5 separate regions of the Homo sapiens genome follow, and all the other regions are linked to region 5. The links are chromatin contacts, found by Hi-C or POLR2A ChIA-PET in ENCODE. All regions are on one chromosome and are shown on one strand. Each heading gives the region's core, a stretch centred on a gene start or an enhancer-like site at or near the end of the contact. The rest is flanking DNA. Distances are from core to core; before and after follow the strand shown. Region 1 overlaps PLXNC1 (plexin C1). Region 2 has its middle 16 kb from the start of MIR492. Region 3 overlaps PLXNC1 (plexin C1). Region 4 holds the start of LINC02404 (long intergenic non-protein coding RNA 2404). Region 5 holds the start of EEA1 (early endosome antigen 1).

Region 1 (2,711 bases), core at 134-2,633, 1.3 Mb after region 5:
TCTAAATTTGGTAATCAAGAACAAGATAGAGTAATGAATGTAAAGGAACACTGTTGCAAGTTGAGTGTTTCCAAAAAAAAAAAAAAAAAAAAGATCCCAGGAACAATGCTACCTTATTTTAGGAGAAGAGAGATAGTTGCAAAGGAGGCAAACTGATTTAACTCAGTGTTGTGTATAATCTTGAAAAACAACTGGGAAAGTCATAAAAATTGAAGTCAGAAGTTGTTTAAAGGAGAGAACCCAGGAAAAAACATGCATAAATTTGTCAGAACCCTTTCAAGAAGACCTAAGTCAAAACTGATTTTATAATAATTAAGAAAAGATAGAACAGGGAAACAGATCGTAAGAAGACAATGCCACTTAAATGCATTCCAGGCTGCAGATAAGTCCTGGTATTAATTAGGCTCTTTATGGATTGATCAGAAGCCGAATCCTCTAGGCCTGGAGGTTGGGGGCTGTGGGGGTAGGATTTGGGTGTTCAGCACCTACAAAAAAGCAACAGGCAAAATCCAGAGGAGATTGTAGGTTCTCAAAGGAGGCCAGGGTTCTTTGCTCTGCCTGTCGGTTTTGGCTTTTAAAGCCTTGCTTTTTATTTTATTGACTCTTCTTTGCTTTGCATAAAGTAGGAGAAGAAATAAGGGTAGGCAGAGGATCTAAGCTGAAGAAAAGGGAAATTTGAATGAAAGGAGGAAGCAGCCTTAAAACTCAGAGAGCCACGGGTCCAGGCGCGGTGGCTCAAGCCTGTAATCCCAGCACTTTGGGAGGCCGAGGCGGGTGGATCACTTGAGGTCAGGAGTTAGGGACCAGCCTGGCCAACATGGTGAAACCCCGTCTGTACTAAAAATACACAATTAGCCAGGCATGGTGGCGTGCACCTGTAATCCCAGCTACTCGGGAGGCTGAGGCAGAGAATTGCTTGAACCCGAGATCAAGACCATCCTGGCTAACACAGTGAAACCCCGTCTCTACTAAAAATACAAAAAAATTAGCCAGGCATGGTGGCGGGCGCCTGTAGTCCCAGCTACTCGGGAGGCTGAGGCAGGAGAATGGTGTGAACCTGGGAGGCGGAGCTTGCAGTGAGCCGAGATAGCGCCACACTGCACTCCAGCCTGGGCGACAGAGCGAGACTCTGTCTCAAAAAAAATAATAAATAAATAAAAAGAATTGCTTGAACCTGGGAGGCGGAGGTTGCAGTGAGCCGAGATCACGCCACTGCACTCCAGCCTGGGCGACAGAGGGAGATTCCGTCTCAAAAAAAAATAAAGAATTGCTTGAACCCGGGAGGCAGAGGTTGCCGTGAGCCGAGATCGCGCCACTGCACTCCTGCCCGGGCGACAGAGCAAGACTCCGTCTCAAAAAAACAAAACAAACAAAAAAACACACAGAGAGAACCAGGGCGGCACTTCCGTATTTACGATTAAGAATCAACCTGTTTCTCCTGTCTATTTACATGAAGTTGGTTCAGCAGAAAAATATTAAGAACCAGAAAATGCAAACCTAGGGTCTGGGGGTTTTTTTGGTTTGTTTTTTTGGGGCTTTTTTGCTTTTTACTAGGGGAGGATATGGCCAAAATAGTTTCAGGTCTTTTGCTTGGGCTTGCAGATTTGAAACTATGAAGCAAAATTCTCTACAGAAGAAATTTACTTCACAAGATATAAAATTAGCTCAAAGTTTCTATTATTATCAAAAAAGAAGAAAAACTTGAATGTTTTGAGTTTAGAGTCTCATTCTGTGGACTTAAAGTATTGCTTAACATACTTTTAAAGTTTAACCATTGATTTTTAATAAGATTGATGATACACTATAAACCCTTTTTATATTCCAGAGCTACCTAGCATTTAGAAACCAGTGGGGTGATAGCATTGTGGTCTAGTTTGCTATAAATTAGGAATAAAACCAGTAATGATAACTGACACAGGGCACTTACTCTGCACCCATTTTATTTTCACACTAAACCTCTGAGGTGGGAACCATTACTGTCCCCATTTCAGAGATGAGGCAAGTCAGACACAGAGAGGTTAGGTAACACATCCCACGTCATGTGACCAGTATGTGATTAAAACCAGGACTGGAACCCAAGTAGTTTGGTCCAGATTCTATGCTTTTAACTACCCCCTGTCTTTCAATATCATTGTGTATTGAAACAGTAGATGCTACTTAGGTAAGACTTGTAAAACTTAACAACGTAATTTAGTCTTTATCTTTAGAAGGTAAATTGCTTGAAGAGGGGTCTGATATTTGCATAATCTTCATCAATGACCCCTTCTTTAACTCTTAAATCACTTCTTCTAAAACGTGGGATGATACCTTCATCTACCAAACCTGGAACTAATGCCATGATAATTATTATTCTTAGAGGCTTTCGGAATTCAGTGGCGTTTCTTGAAAGCTGAATAATTATTTATTATGTATTAGAGAATACGCAGCCACCATAAACCCAGGGGCGCTTCAGATTAGCAAATAGTGTCTCTACTTTATTAAAACGGACTTGGGTATTATAACAAAAATACACTCTTCATTTCCTTTGGATGTTATGAATAATAAAAGTGTCTCCTTCCTCTCAGTCAGGTGGCTTCACCCACATCTTCACTGAAGATATGCATGTAAGTCTCTACGTTTTCATTTTTAGCCCAGTGACTGCCTGATGTTCATAGTGTTATCATCATCACTATCATCTCTATTATTATTACTTTGAATTTTTATTGTGGGTT
Region 2 (2,742 bases), core at 51-2,550, 1.9 Mb after region 5:
GCTGGGGCCTGGAACCCCACCTACTTAGGAGGCTGAGGCACAAGAATTGCTTGAACCTGGGAGGCGGGCCATGAGCCTAGATCGCACCACTGCACTCCAGCTTGGATCACAGAGCGAGACTGTCTCAAAAAAAAAAAAAAAAAAAAAAAAAAAAGAAAGAACTTACTGTAAAATCTGCTTTGCTTTGTTACTCACTCTTATGAATACAGAGCCAATCACTGGTTCTAGCCTCACTATTATGCTATATTAAGGGAGGAGACCACCCCTCATATTGTCTTACACCCAATTTCTGCCTCCAAATAAAGAAGTAAAAACTAAAAGGCAGAAATGAAATCCACAGGCAGACAGCCCAGCGCTGAGCCCTGGGCCTGGTAGTTAAAGATCGACCCCTAACCTAAGCGGTTATGTCATCTATAGATTCCAGACATTATATGGAAAAGCATTGTGAAAATCCCTGTCCTGTTCCGTTCTGATTACCAGTGCATGCAGCCCCCAGTCACGTACTCCCAGCTTGCTCAATCGATCACGATCCTCTCACGCGGACCCCCTTAGAGTTGTAAGCCCTTAAAAGGGACAGGAATTGCTCACTTGGGGAGCTCAGTTGTTGGAGACGTGAGTCTTGCCGACGCTCCCAGCCGAATAAAGCCCTTCCTTAACTCGGTGTCTGAGGGGTTTTGTCTGCAGCTCGTCCTGCTACAATATTACTGTATATATGTAAAATATGCTATATTACTATATTTTCTCATTTATAAAGTGGGAGTAAAAATAACAGCTACCTCATTGCATTTTTGTGAGGATTAAATTAGTTAACACATGTATAATAGTTATGGGACATAGTGACCACTTAAGAAATGTTAGCTAGTATTATTGTTGTTGTTACCAGGCACTGTTCTGGCTAACATTCTATTAGACCAAGTTAAATATTAGTTCATTTAGTTAATCTGCCCAGAAAAGTATTAATAGAAGCAAGTTGCCCATATAACCTGTCCCCTTGACAACAAAATTTGCCTTCTGAAAGCCATTAATGGATTCTCAAGGTACAAGAATTGCCTATGAATTGTTTACTTTTTAGAATATGATTTCCCCTTGAGGCAGAATATATATTTAACAGGTCCTAAATGTATACCAGAAAGAACTGAATCGCCAGCTTCACTAACAGGTTTCTCTAAAAAGAAAATCAGACAGCAATTTTACCTTCTGTTCAGGCCAGATGATGTTCCTAATCCTGCAAGGTCTGGGGTACTTTCATCTGATAAGAGCCCATGAGCTTCTGAGAGCTTCAAATGACTACTACTTAGGTTAAAAATAAGCACCGAGAAACAAAAACTGAGAAACAAAAGCAGAAGTATTTCTAAAATTGCTCTCTTCGCACTGTCTCGCTGCGGGTACTTTCCTGTCTCTCAGATCACTGACCTTCAGTCCAGCAATTTCCAGTGTCCTGCAGGCTGCTGATCCCAAGATGCTCAGCCACACAAAGGTGTTGCGGCCAAGTAAGGTTGGGGAACCCATACTATACTCCCTTTTGCCACAATACCTTTTTAACCAGACTCCTTTTGTGATAGTAGGTAGCTAGTTAGACCTGAGCAGGGCAGAAGAGGGCTCCCCTGCCCCACTCCAGGAGTGTCAGGCAACCACTGAGGTCAGGCAGTTGTTAACTGTCTCTCTAAAATAATAATTGGGCCGGGCACGGTGGCTCACACCTGTAATCCCAGCACTTTGGGAGGCTGAGGCAGGCGGATCTCTTGAGGTCTGGAGTTTGAGACCAGCTTGGCCAACACAGTGAAACCCCATCTCTAATAAAAATACAAAAATTGGCAGGGCATGGTTGCGGGCACCTGTAATCCCAGCTTCCCCGGGAGCCTGAGGCAGGAGAATCGCTTGAACCTGGGAGGCGGAGGTTGCAGTGAGCCGAGATCGCACCACTGCACTCCAGCCTAGGCTACAGAGCGAGAATCTAAATAAAAGAATAAAATAAAATAAAATAATAATTGGTCACAGCCAGCACCAGAGAAAGGCAGTCTCCCAATAGATAGAAACACCTGAAGCTGGGAATCAGCAGTTTCCTGATAAGATCTCAGGAGTTGGGCCAGTGGGCTCAAGCAAAAAAGAGGCAAAATGGCAAAGTTTAACTGGTATATGACCTTCTAGGAACATTCAACTGGTAAGAGAAGAATGCCTCGAGTGAGCATGCGTACAACTCCAGTAAACATACCGTGCATGCATCACTCCTAAGTGCTGGCAGCCACTGCGGATGCGGAGAGCCCACCCAAGGGAAGAATCAGGAGACAAGGGACACAAGCTCCTGGAAATATGACAACATATAAAATCCCAAGTCAATGGGGAATCCATGCACTTGATCTCTCCAGTCACCCCCTTGGCCCTCTTCCAAGTTCACTTCCTTTCATTCCTGCTGTAAAGCTTTTGAATAAACTTTCATTCCTCTAAAACTTGCCTTGGTCTCTGTGTCAAATATTTTCTTCTGAAGAGGGAAGAATTGAGGTTGCTGCAGACCTGTATGGACTCACCACTGCTAACACCTTTTTCAAGGAATATCTACTAGAATCTAGGTGTTGGAAATGCTGAAATAGTCTAAACTAACCAATTATTTCCACCTTAAAATGACTGTAGGCTCATTCACCTGGCCTGGCAAAGTCAGCACTTACTTAAAAGCAGATGGGAGAGAATGTTGACCCTATACATACCCACAGTCCCTGATCAACATACATTTTCATGAAGAGGTAT
Region 3 (2,700 bases), core at 78-2,577, 1.3 Mb after region 5:
GACATGAATTAAAACTCTAGAAAGAAAAATCAGCAACAGAAAAGACCTATAGAGATTTCATATTTCATCCTTTCATTCAAAAATATTTATTGAAACCCTAGTATTTGCATATCATGCTGCCAGACACTGAGGGATTTGCTAAAGAAATATTAAAGACCTTCTCCCTTCTTTGAGGAGCTTAGAGCTTACTTGGGGAGAACTGAGATAGACTTATGAAATAGTTAAGTTGTAATTCGAGGCAGCATATGATTAAATACCGAAATATGTACTTCTGACAAGAAATGCTATAGGAGTTCAGAAAAGGGAGTGATAACTCAGTGGCACTACTGTTTTCTGCCTACAAATTGGCAAATTGTAGCACTATTTGTATGAAATATTTTACACTTGTTTTTTTGGCAGCCTTAGGCTTTGACTCCCAGGCAGCATTAAGAGCCAACAAAAATATTTGTACTCCAGTCTCTTCGGAATTGGCTTATTTTTTTTTTTCTTATAGGCAGAGGAAGTGCCTTACACAAACCGGAGTGCCCATGAGAGGCAGGGAGTTTTTGACAGTCATGATCTATTTCAGATACAACCGAAAGAACCAGCTTCGTCATTCTGTTTTTCAATCCAGCAGTGCTTGTCTCTCCGTTGCAAACTCTCTCTGACATTGACAGGCGGTTTAATTTGAACTTAATGTCTTTGACGGATGAGCTAGCCATCAAGGGTCAGATAAATTTATGGCTTTGGAGAATTGCCGATGAAAATCCCCATGGTTATAATGTTGGAGAAGAAACTGACACAGATGTAGTGGGAGGTGGAACACAGATGTGCTTATTGGGAGCAGGGTTCCCCAAATGTCAGAAGCCGGTGACATGCTAAAGGTATTGTGCTTGGGGATGACGTTTAGTGAAACTCACTGACTTCCTGTTCTATTTTTGCCATATTCAAATTAACACAGAGCTCAAAGATGAAGCCATGAGGCCTAAATTCTTAAGAATTGAAAGAGAGAGAGAGTAGAGAAAGGAGAAAAAATAAAACCTTTAGGAAGCCAAATACACTGTTTGGGCCCATCCATTCCTCATTCCGCTCGGATCCCCTCCGGGACTCCCCGTAGCTGAATGTGGTCATCATTTGGTTGCTTTTCAATCTCATGATTCATGTGTTTTCAGTTTCTTTTAAAAATTCACCATCACTGGTTTACCACCCCTGCATTTTAATCTTCAGCCTTGAGGAGGTGTAGTACTAGAAATATTTCGTTCTTTCCTTGATGCTATTCAATGGAATATCTGTGGAGTCCAACACCCTTTGGCGATAACGTGCTGTTGGTATTTGTTCTTCTTGCCAGGTTGGTGCCCCGTCTGGTGAGGCAAGGGTTCCCAAGTTAGTGTGACCTAGAGTGACTGACACATCAAGCAAGCCAGTGATCTCACCACTCAGCTTCTGAGCATCTCTTTATCAAAGTAGTTGGCCCTGGCCACAGCTTAAGACTTATCTGGGTCAGCCTCTGAGCTGGCTGACTTGGGAAAATGGCCCTGGAAAAATGTTTCACCTATATCTTTTGATATAATTTGGTATCTGTCTAAATAAATGGTATGTAGCAGATGGTTATGGAATGTCTTATCAAATTCTTAGGCAGACTCTGCCCTTGAAATTTTTCTATTTAATTATCATACTGCAAAGCACAAAATAGTAACTTTGTTATTATTTTTAAACAAAATCAAGTTACACAATAGGTTGATATTCTGAGAATGAATAGCAAACCTAAAATTTATACAATATGTGAACTCTTCCTTGAGCTGTTCTTTGCTAGGCATTTCTAAAAGGGAGCTCCCTATTTCAGAATCCATGGGAGGATGTGTTTCAGATATATTTGGCGATGTCATCTTGAGAGATGGCTCAGGAGTCGAAGTTCACCATGTTGTCTACATTTGTTCTTTGCTCCTAGACATGATGGAAAAAAATGCTCTGCTGTTTTCTTGTTGCTTTTCATGGTTTTAGCATCATGTTCCTATTCTCGCTCAAATCAATAATCCACTGTACAAGGTCTGGCATTTTGTACTGAAGCCAAGTATAAGAAAGTTTTAACTAATGCACGTATGGGGTCGCTGTTTTAACTAACACACGTATGGGGTCGCTGTTTTGTTGCCTCGTTTTTTTAGGTGCACTTTTCAAGGAGATTGTGTACATTCAGAGAACTTAGAAAACTGGCTGGATATTTCGTCTGGAGCAAAAAAGTGCCCTAAAATTCAGATAATTCGAAGCAGTAAAGAAAAGGTAAGAGGAAAGATTTTAATTTGTCCTCGTTGTATTGTCTCATTTTGCACAGCGGATGCTAAATTTCTTCTGTGTGTAAAATATCCATTAGCAATCAAACATGCTTAGTGATAGCACTCCATTCATTTAGCACTCATTAACGAATATTGAGTGCCCACCAGATGCCATCCACTCTGCAAGGTGCTGGGGATACAGCGGTAACCAAGTCACATCATGGGCCTGCTCTCATGGAGTTTGTCGTCTTGTGGAGCTGAAGATGACCCTCAATGGTTGAACTGGAAGAAAAGTTGGACTTCTAATGTTGTAGAAATACATATTGCTTTTGAAAATAAAGAAAAAAGAGGTTCAGATTCATGGTCAACGAGATACCTTAAAGGTGGCTTAATTGCAGAATTTTGTTTAGTGTAATGGTCCCTTATCCTAATGTGTTGAGGCTTCCCCAGT
Region 4 (2,700 bases), core at 146-2,645, 1.1 Mb before region 5:
CAAAATTGTACAGTAATTGAATATATATAAATCTTGCCTCAAAAACAACTAAAGAAACAAATATTAATAAAATAGGAGAAAATGGGAAAAGAGGAAAGGTGAAACAAACATGACATTGATAGTTGATAACTACCAAAACCAAGGTCAGGACATGGGGAAATATATCATTCTGTTTATTTTGATATGTTCAAAATTTTCCATCATAAAAACTAAGTATTATCAAATTCTTAGTCATGTGTTGTATTAGGGTAATTAAAATACAAATTAGTAGTGAGTTTGAGGCCAGATTGCTCATCATCCTGGCCCAGTGCAAAAAGCAAATCTGATCATGTTCCCTCCCTTCTTAACAATGTTAACAAACTTTCCATTCTTCACCCTGAAGAATAGTGTGAATTCCTCAGAGTGGCTTTGGTATGAAGAAACTTCATACCATAGATATATGTGCAAAGCAGTGTGCAGAATTCTGTTAGTTATATTATTTATTTAGACTGAGACCATCTCTATGAAGGTTTTATAGATAAAAGTGTATATCAATGAAGGGACTCAAAACTAGATGGATAGTGACAGGGCCTACAGAAAGTTCAAATTTTGGATTCCTTCAGCTTTTTCCTACTTCGATTGTGATAGAAAGAGCTCTAAGATTCTGACTCCTGGAGTCCCCAACCTGTTATAATGTCCTCCCCTTGAATGTGGGCAGAGTAAGTGAATATGGTGGGATATCACTGACTACTAATCATGTGACTTTGAGTTCATCAAAAGGGGGGATGATCCTGGGTGGGCATGACCTAATCAGATGAGTGCTTTAAGGGAAGCGGAAATGGGATAGGGAAGCTCTTCTGTTGGCCTCAGAATGAAGCAAACTGGCATGTTCTGACAGGGCCTATGGAGGGGCTGTGTGGGTGACTTCTAGGACTTAGAGGGGTCTCCAGTTAACAGCTAGTTAGAAATAATTTTCCCAATTGCACAGCTTCAGATAACTGAATTCTGCCAATCACCATGTGAGCTTGAAAGAGGTCCCTGAGCCTCAAACGAGATTATAACCCCAGCCAACTCCATGATTTCAGCCCAATGAGACTATGAACAGAGGACCCAGTTAACCCATACCCAGACCCATAAAAGTCTTCAGATAATACCTACGTGTTTGTGATGATTAATACTGAGTGTCAACTAGATTGGACTGAAGGATGCAAAGTATTGATCCTGGGTGTGTCTATCAGGGTGTTGCCAAAGGAGATTAACATTTGAGTCAGTGGGCTGAGAAAGGCAGACCCGCCCTTAATCTGAGTGGACACCATCTAATCAGCCACCAGCCCAGCTGGAATATAAAGCAGGCAGAAAAACGTGAAAAGACTGGCCTAGCCTCCCAGCCTACATCTTTCTCCCATGCTGGATGCTTCCTGCCCTCAAACACTGGACTCCAGGTTCTTGTTTTGGGACTTGGACTGGCTCTCCTTGCTCCTCAGCTTACAGATGCCTATTGTAGGACCTTGTGATAGTGTGAGTTAATACTTAATAAACTCCCCTTTATCTATCTATCTCTCTCTCTCTCTCTCGTTAGTTCTGTCCCTCTAGAAAACCCTAACTAATACAGTGTTGTTTTGAGCTACCAAGTTTGTGATCACTCATTATGCAGCAGTCAAAAATGAATATGCCCCTTCTCTCCCTATTTCTCTCAATGTTCCAGTCACTCTGAACTTTTCTTAGTTTCCTAATTAAAACATTCCTTCCATAAATTTTGTTCTGCAAGAACTACTCACTTTGCCTGTAATGTCCTTATTATCTTTTCTGCCATTTGATTATTTTTTAACTTTTATTTTAGGTTCAGGAGTACATGTGCAGGTTTGTTATATAGGTAAACTTGTGTCACAGGAGTTTGTTTTGCAGATTATTTTCTCACCCAGATACTAAGCCTAGTATGCAATAGTTATTTTCTCTGCTCTTCTCCCACCTCTCACCCTCAACCCGCAAGTAGGCCTCAGTGTCTGTTGTTTCCTTCTTTGTACGTCCATGAGTTCTCATCATTTAGCTCCTACTTATAAGTGAAACATATGGTATTTGATTTTCTGTTCCTGCATTAGTTTGCTAAGGATAATGGCCTCCAGCTCCATTCATGTTCCTGCAAAAGACATGATCTCATTCGTTTTTATGGCTGCATAGTATTCAATGGTGTATATGTATCACATTTTCTTTATCCAATCTGTCACTGATGGGCATTTAGGCTGATCCCATGCCTTTGCTATTGTCAATAGTGCTGCAATGAACATTCACGTGCATGGGTCTTCAAGGCAGAATGATTTATATTCCTCTGGATATATAGCCAGTAATGGGATTACTGGGTCAAATGGTAGTTCTGTTTTTAGCTCTTTGAGGAATCACCATGCTAATTTTTTCAATGGTTGAAGTAATTTACACTCCCATTAACTGCCTGTTGAGTATTACCCATCCTTCAGAACCCAGATCAACTCTTCCTCTCCTGGAAGACTTGACCAATTGCCCCAGGCAAAGTTTATTCCTCCCTGCTCTAGATTTCCACCATACCCTGTTCTTTCTCTCCCTTCCTTCCTCTCTCTATTTCTCTTAATAGCATATAAATGAGTTGAAAGCAGAAACTCATAATATTCATGCTCAAGTCACTTTGAACTAGGATATAATTATGCTTACAACATAGTAGCCACTCAGTAAATAGCTACTGGGTTAATA
Region 5 (2,808 bases), core at 109-2,608:
GAAAGCTAGGCAGAAGCAAGAGCACTCCCTTCCTATCTACTGGATGACTCAACTCTCTTCCGCACATTCCTCGGCTGAATCCTACAAATTCACTAATTTCTTTTGTCCTTTGAACTAGTTATCCTACTCCCTCGGTAAAGAACTAATAGGCTCGGCACCTACTTTTCAATCATTTACATTTTGTTACACCCTATCAGCCTCAAAAAGAAAAGAAAAAAGCTATACCAAAAAAAAAAAACAAATTTAAGTTGACAGGTACAATAACTCTTACAGGAAAAGAGATGTGAATTATGTTATTCTAGTAACTGATTCTTAAATGATACACCTACAGTTTTCTAATGCTCTAATCTTTCTATCCTCAAGGTTTTCCAGATTTCAGAGACAGCACAGGCAGAAACTAAGTGTATATACCACTTGATCAAGCTTACTGCGGATTTATTCTTGGATAGCTAAAATAAGGTAGTGGGGCTTGCACAGAAAACATATTTTTAATTAAAAAAAAAGTTTCCAACAGTGAGTAACATCTTCCTTCTCGGCTGACTGTGCCAGTGTCAGTCCCACGCCTGGGCCCAGGCTAGGCCGGGGCTCACCACACCACCCTCCACTGTGGTCCAAAGGAGAAAGCAGGGCCGTGTGTGGCAGGTGCGCATCGTGTCAAATTGGGGGGCACGGGGAGTGCGGCGGGTGGGGAAAGGCGAAGCAAGCCGCCCGAATCTCCCATGGGGCGTTCTCCAGCCCGGCAGGCGGCGGCTGGCCCGTCCCACGGGCACCAACTCTCCATTTTCACTCCCACTCAGGGTTCCCGGGAGGAACGCGCCGGCACCACACCCTCCAGCTCGCAGCCCGCTCGCACACACGGAGCCCCGCGCCGGAGCGGGCGCCAGGCCTGGACGCGCGGGGCCACCAGGGCTCTGCCTGCCGCCCCGCCGCGCCGGCCCCACCCGCCCTCCCCGCCCCCGGGCCGGGCGACCGAGGCCTAAGCGCCTGCCGGGCTGTGGGGCCTAGGGAAGGAAGGAGCCCGCGCTGAGGAGGGGCGCCCGCGCCGCGGCCCCGAGCTCCGGCTGTCCCGCTCACGTGCTGCCAGAAAGACGGTTTCACTCTCTTACCCTCTGTAAAATCCTCCTTAACATGGTTTAACCACCACCCGGCGCCGCCGCGGTGACTCTCCAGACCCTGCGCGGGGCCACTCACTACTCGGGGTGCGCGGGCGGGAGGGACTGGGCCGGGAGGGGACCGGGAAGGAGGTCGGGGCGAGGCGGTGGCGACGGCCGCTCGGGCGGCCCCGACTTCCCCACAGGCGGCGAGAGGGAGCACGCGAGAGAGAGCGAGCGAACGACTAGGCAGCCTGCGAGCGCCTCCAGCCCGCCCGCCGGGCAGCCCCCGTAACTGACAGATGGGCGGGCCCGCCCGCGGCCGCCGGGGGGCGGGGCGGTGGCGGGCCCGCCCCTCGCCTGTCCATTCGCGGGAGGCGGGGCTGAAGGGGGCCGGTCCAGGCCAGCGACCAATCGGAAGCGGTGGCAACGTGGGCGGCTGCGTGACAGACAGGCGGCAGGACGCTGTCGCCGCAGCTTCTTCCGGCTAGCTGGGGGACGCCGAGGCTGCGGAGTGCACGCCTGGGCTCCGTCAGAGGGCCGCGCCCGCGCGACGACCGCGTGCCCGCTAGTGGGAGGCGGGCGAGGACCCCTGGGGGTGTCCCTCCCTGACCCAGGCGGGAGGAGGGGACGCCTTAGGCTGTTTTGTAAAATGTGTCGGTGTGACCCTTCCGGCGATGGCTCCTGACTCGACGTGGTATTGAGCCTGAGCTATATGCTAGTTTCTGCTGGAAACGCTGACTCTGCCTCTTAGCCCCTGGGTTGAAGCCGACTAGAGAATCTCAGACGTGCTTAACCGGTCTGTTGGGCTTCCCTGCCCTTTTCCAGTCCCAGGTTTCCTTTCCCTGCTCCCTTCCTGCTTCTAATTTCAGCCAAAGAGAAAGCAAAGATTTAGAAAAGAAGGGTAGGAAGAAGCTGGAATTTGAATTGGCAAGAGAAGTTTGAGGTTGTCTTTTCTAGATCAAAACAATTTTTAATAGGCTGATGTTCACATGTTGCACTTTCTAAAGCCCGTGCTTGACCTCCTAAGGAATTTTAAGTCCTATTCTGATAATCGATTTATGAAGTAAATTGTCATTAACGCCTCTGTTTTATAGATTAAGAAGAAAATGAGGTCACAGATAAATATCGTGCCAAAACGACGTGGTCTTTGAACTGACCTCCAGGCACGATGTCATTATTTAACTCGAGAAATCACAGCTTCTGCGTCCTACCATTCTGCCAATATTCACAGCCAAGAGGCTCAACTTAACACCCTGGTAGAAAAAGAGAAGCCTTTAATATTGCTTGAATAGGGAAGGAGAGGGAATAATGGAACTAACCTTGCTGGGAGGGAAAAAAAAAAAAAAAGAAAAAACCAACAGACCACTGAATGAAGCCTATGAAGCAATGAATGGAGTGCTTTTTGGAAAGCACTTCCAGATCTTTTGAAAAGCAGCACAAAATTAAATATTATTTGCAAATCAGTTAATGAATAGGAAAATGTTTTGTAAAGTATAATGCATTATATAATGTAATATGATATTTCTATCCCAAATATATTTGGTTTTTTATTATGTGTGTGTGTGTCTCTCGATGGTGCAGCAGCACGGTCATGCCTACAGCTAATATATGAGTAATCACTAGTGATAATGCACTTACAAAGAACATACTTTTCCATCTTTCTAAACATGAGGTGCTTTATTTTCAGACAATATGGGAAACATTCTCAGCGACA

What was found. A loop is a pair of places that touch in the nucleus more often than their neighbours do. ChIA-PET counts read pairs that join two places held with the same protein, here RNA polymerase II (POLR2A). Pooled maps may share reads with other maps.
Region 1: a loop to region 5 is called in a pooled map, with 5 times the contacts of the local background. The contact joins the enhancer-like site here to the promoter of EEA1 in region 5. A Hi-C loop is called at or near these places in 1 of 37 single-sample maps with no recorded cell type and 9 of 50 pooled maps. POLR2A ChIA-PET finds 5 or more read pairs at or near these places in 2 of 52 experiments (activated B cell and activated T-cell).
Region 2: a loop to region 5 is called in a pooled map, with 6 times the contacts of the local background. The contact joins the enhancer-like site here to the promoter of EEA1 in region 5. A Hi-C loop is called at or near these places in 2 of 37 single-sample maps with no recorded cell type and 4 of 50 pooled maps.
Region 3: a map of naive thymus-derived CD4-positive, alpha-beta T cell shows a loop between it and region 5 (6-fold over the local background). The contact joins the enhancer-like site here to the promoter of EEA1 in region 5. A Hi-C loop is called at or near these places in 1 of 168 maps with a recorded cell type or tissue (naive thymus-derived CD4-positive, alpha-beta T cell) and 10 of 50 pooled maps. POLR2A ChIA-PET finds 5 or more read pairs at or near these places in 1 of 52 experiments (CD4-positive, alpha-beta memory T cell).
Region 4: a loop to region 5 is called in a map of natural killer cell, with 25 times the contacts of the local background. The contact joins the promoter of LINC02404 here to the promoter of EEA1 in region 5. A Hi-C loop is called at or near these places in 2 of 168 maps with a recorded cell type or tissue (naive thymus-derived CD4-positive, alpha-beta T cell and natural killer cell) and 9 of 50 pooled maps. POLR2A ChIA-PET finds 5 or more read pairs at or near these places in 1 of 52 experiments (CD4-positive, alpha-beta memory T cell).

What each region holds. Positions count from the first base shown.
Region 1 is chr12:94,256,773-94,259,483 of GRCh38, forward strand. PLXNC1 (plexin C1) reads left to right here. Exons shown (of 31, transcript NM_005761.3): 18 at 2,565-2,603. Among named protein-coding and RNA genes, the nearest start is that of PLXNC1-AS1, 82 kb to the left of the region's middle. Within about 2 kb of position 1,384, at least 2 of the 41 ENCODE cell types and tissues checked have a DNase peak (open chromatin) inside an H3K27ac peak, as active enhancers do.
Region 2 is chr12:94,816,896-94,819,637 of GRCh38, forward strand. No RefSeq gene overlaps it. Among named protein-coding and RNA genes, the nearest start is that of MIR492, 16 kb to the right of the region's middle. RefSeq lists an enhancer at 1,146-1,665. Within about 2 kb of position 1,301, at least 3 of the 41 ENCODE cell types and tissues checked have a DNase peak (open chromatin) inside an H3K27ac peak, as active enhancers do.
Region 3 is chr12:94,207,449-94,210,148 of GRCh38, forward strand. PLXNC1 (plexin C1) reads left to right here. Exons shown (of 31, transcript NM_005761.3): 5 at 2,142-2,256. Among named protein-coding and RNA genes, the nearest start is that of PLXNC1-AS1, 32 kb to the left of the region's middle. RefSeq lists enhancers at 281-350, 1,001-1,260. Within about 2 kb of position 1,328, at least 12 of the 41 ENCODE cell types and tissues checked have a DNase peak (open chromatin) inside an H3K27ac peak, as active enhancers do.
Region 4 is chr12:91,873,908-91,876,607 of GRCh38, forward strand. LINC02404 (long intergenic non-protein coding RNA 2404) reads left to right here and starts at 1,396. Exons shown (of 3, transcript XR_945201.2): 1 at 1,396-1,497.
Region 5 is chr12:92,927,937-92,930,744 of GRCh38, forward strand. It overlaps EEA1 (early endosome antigen 1), which reads right to left and starts at 1,359. Exons shown (of 29, transcript NM_003566.4): 1 at 1,107-1,359. The coding sequence starts at 1,130. RefSeq lists a silencer at 749-1,828.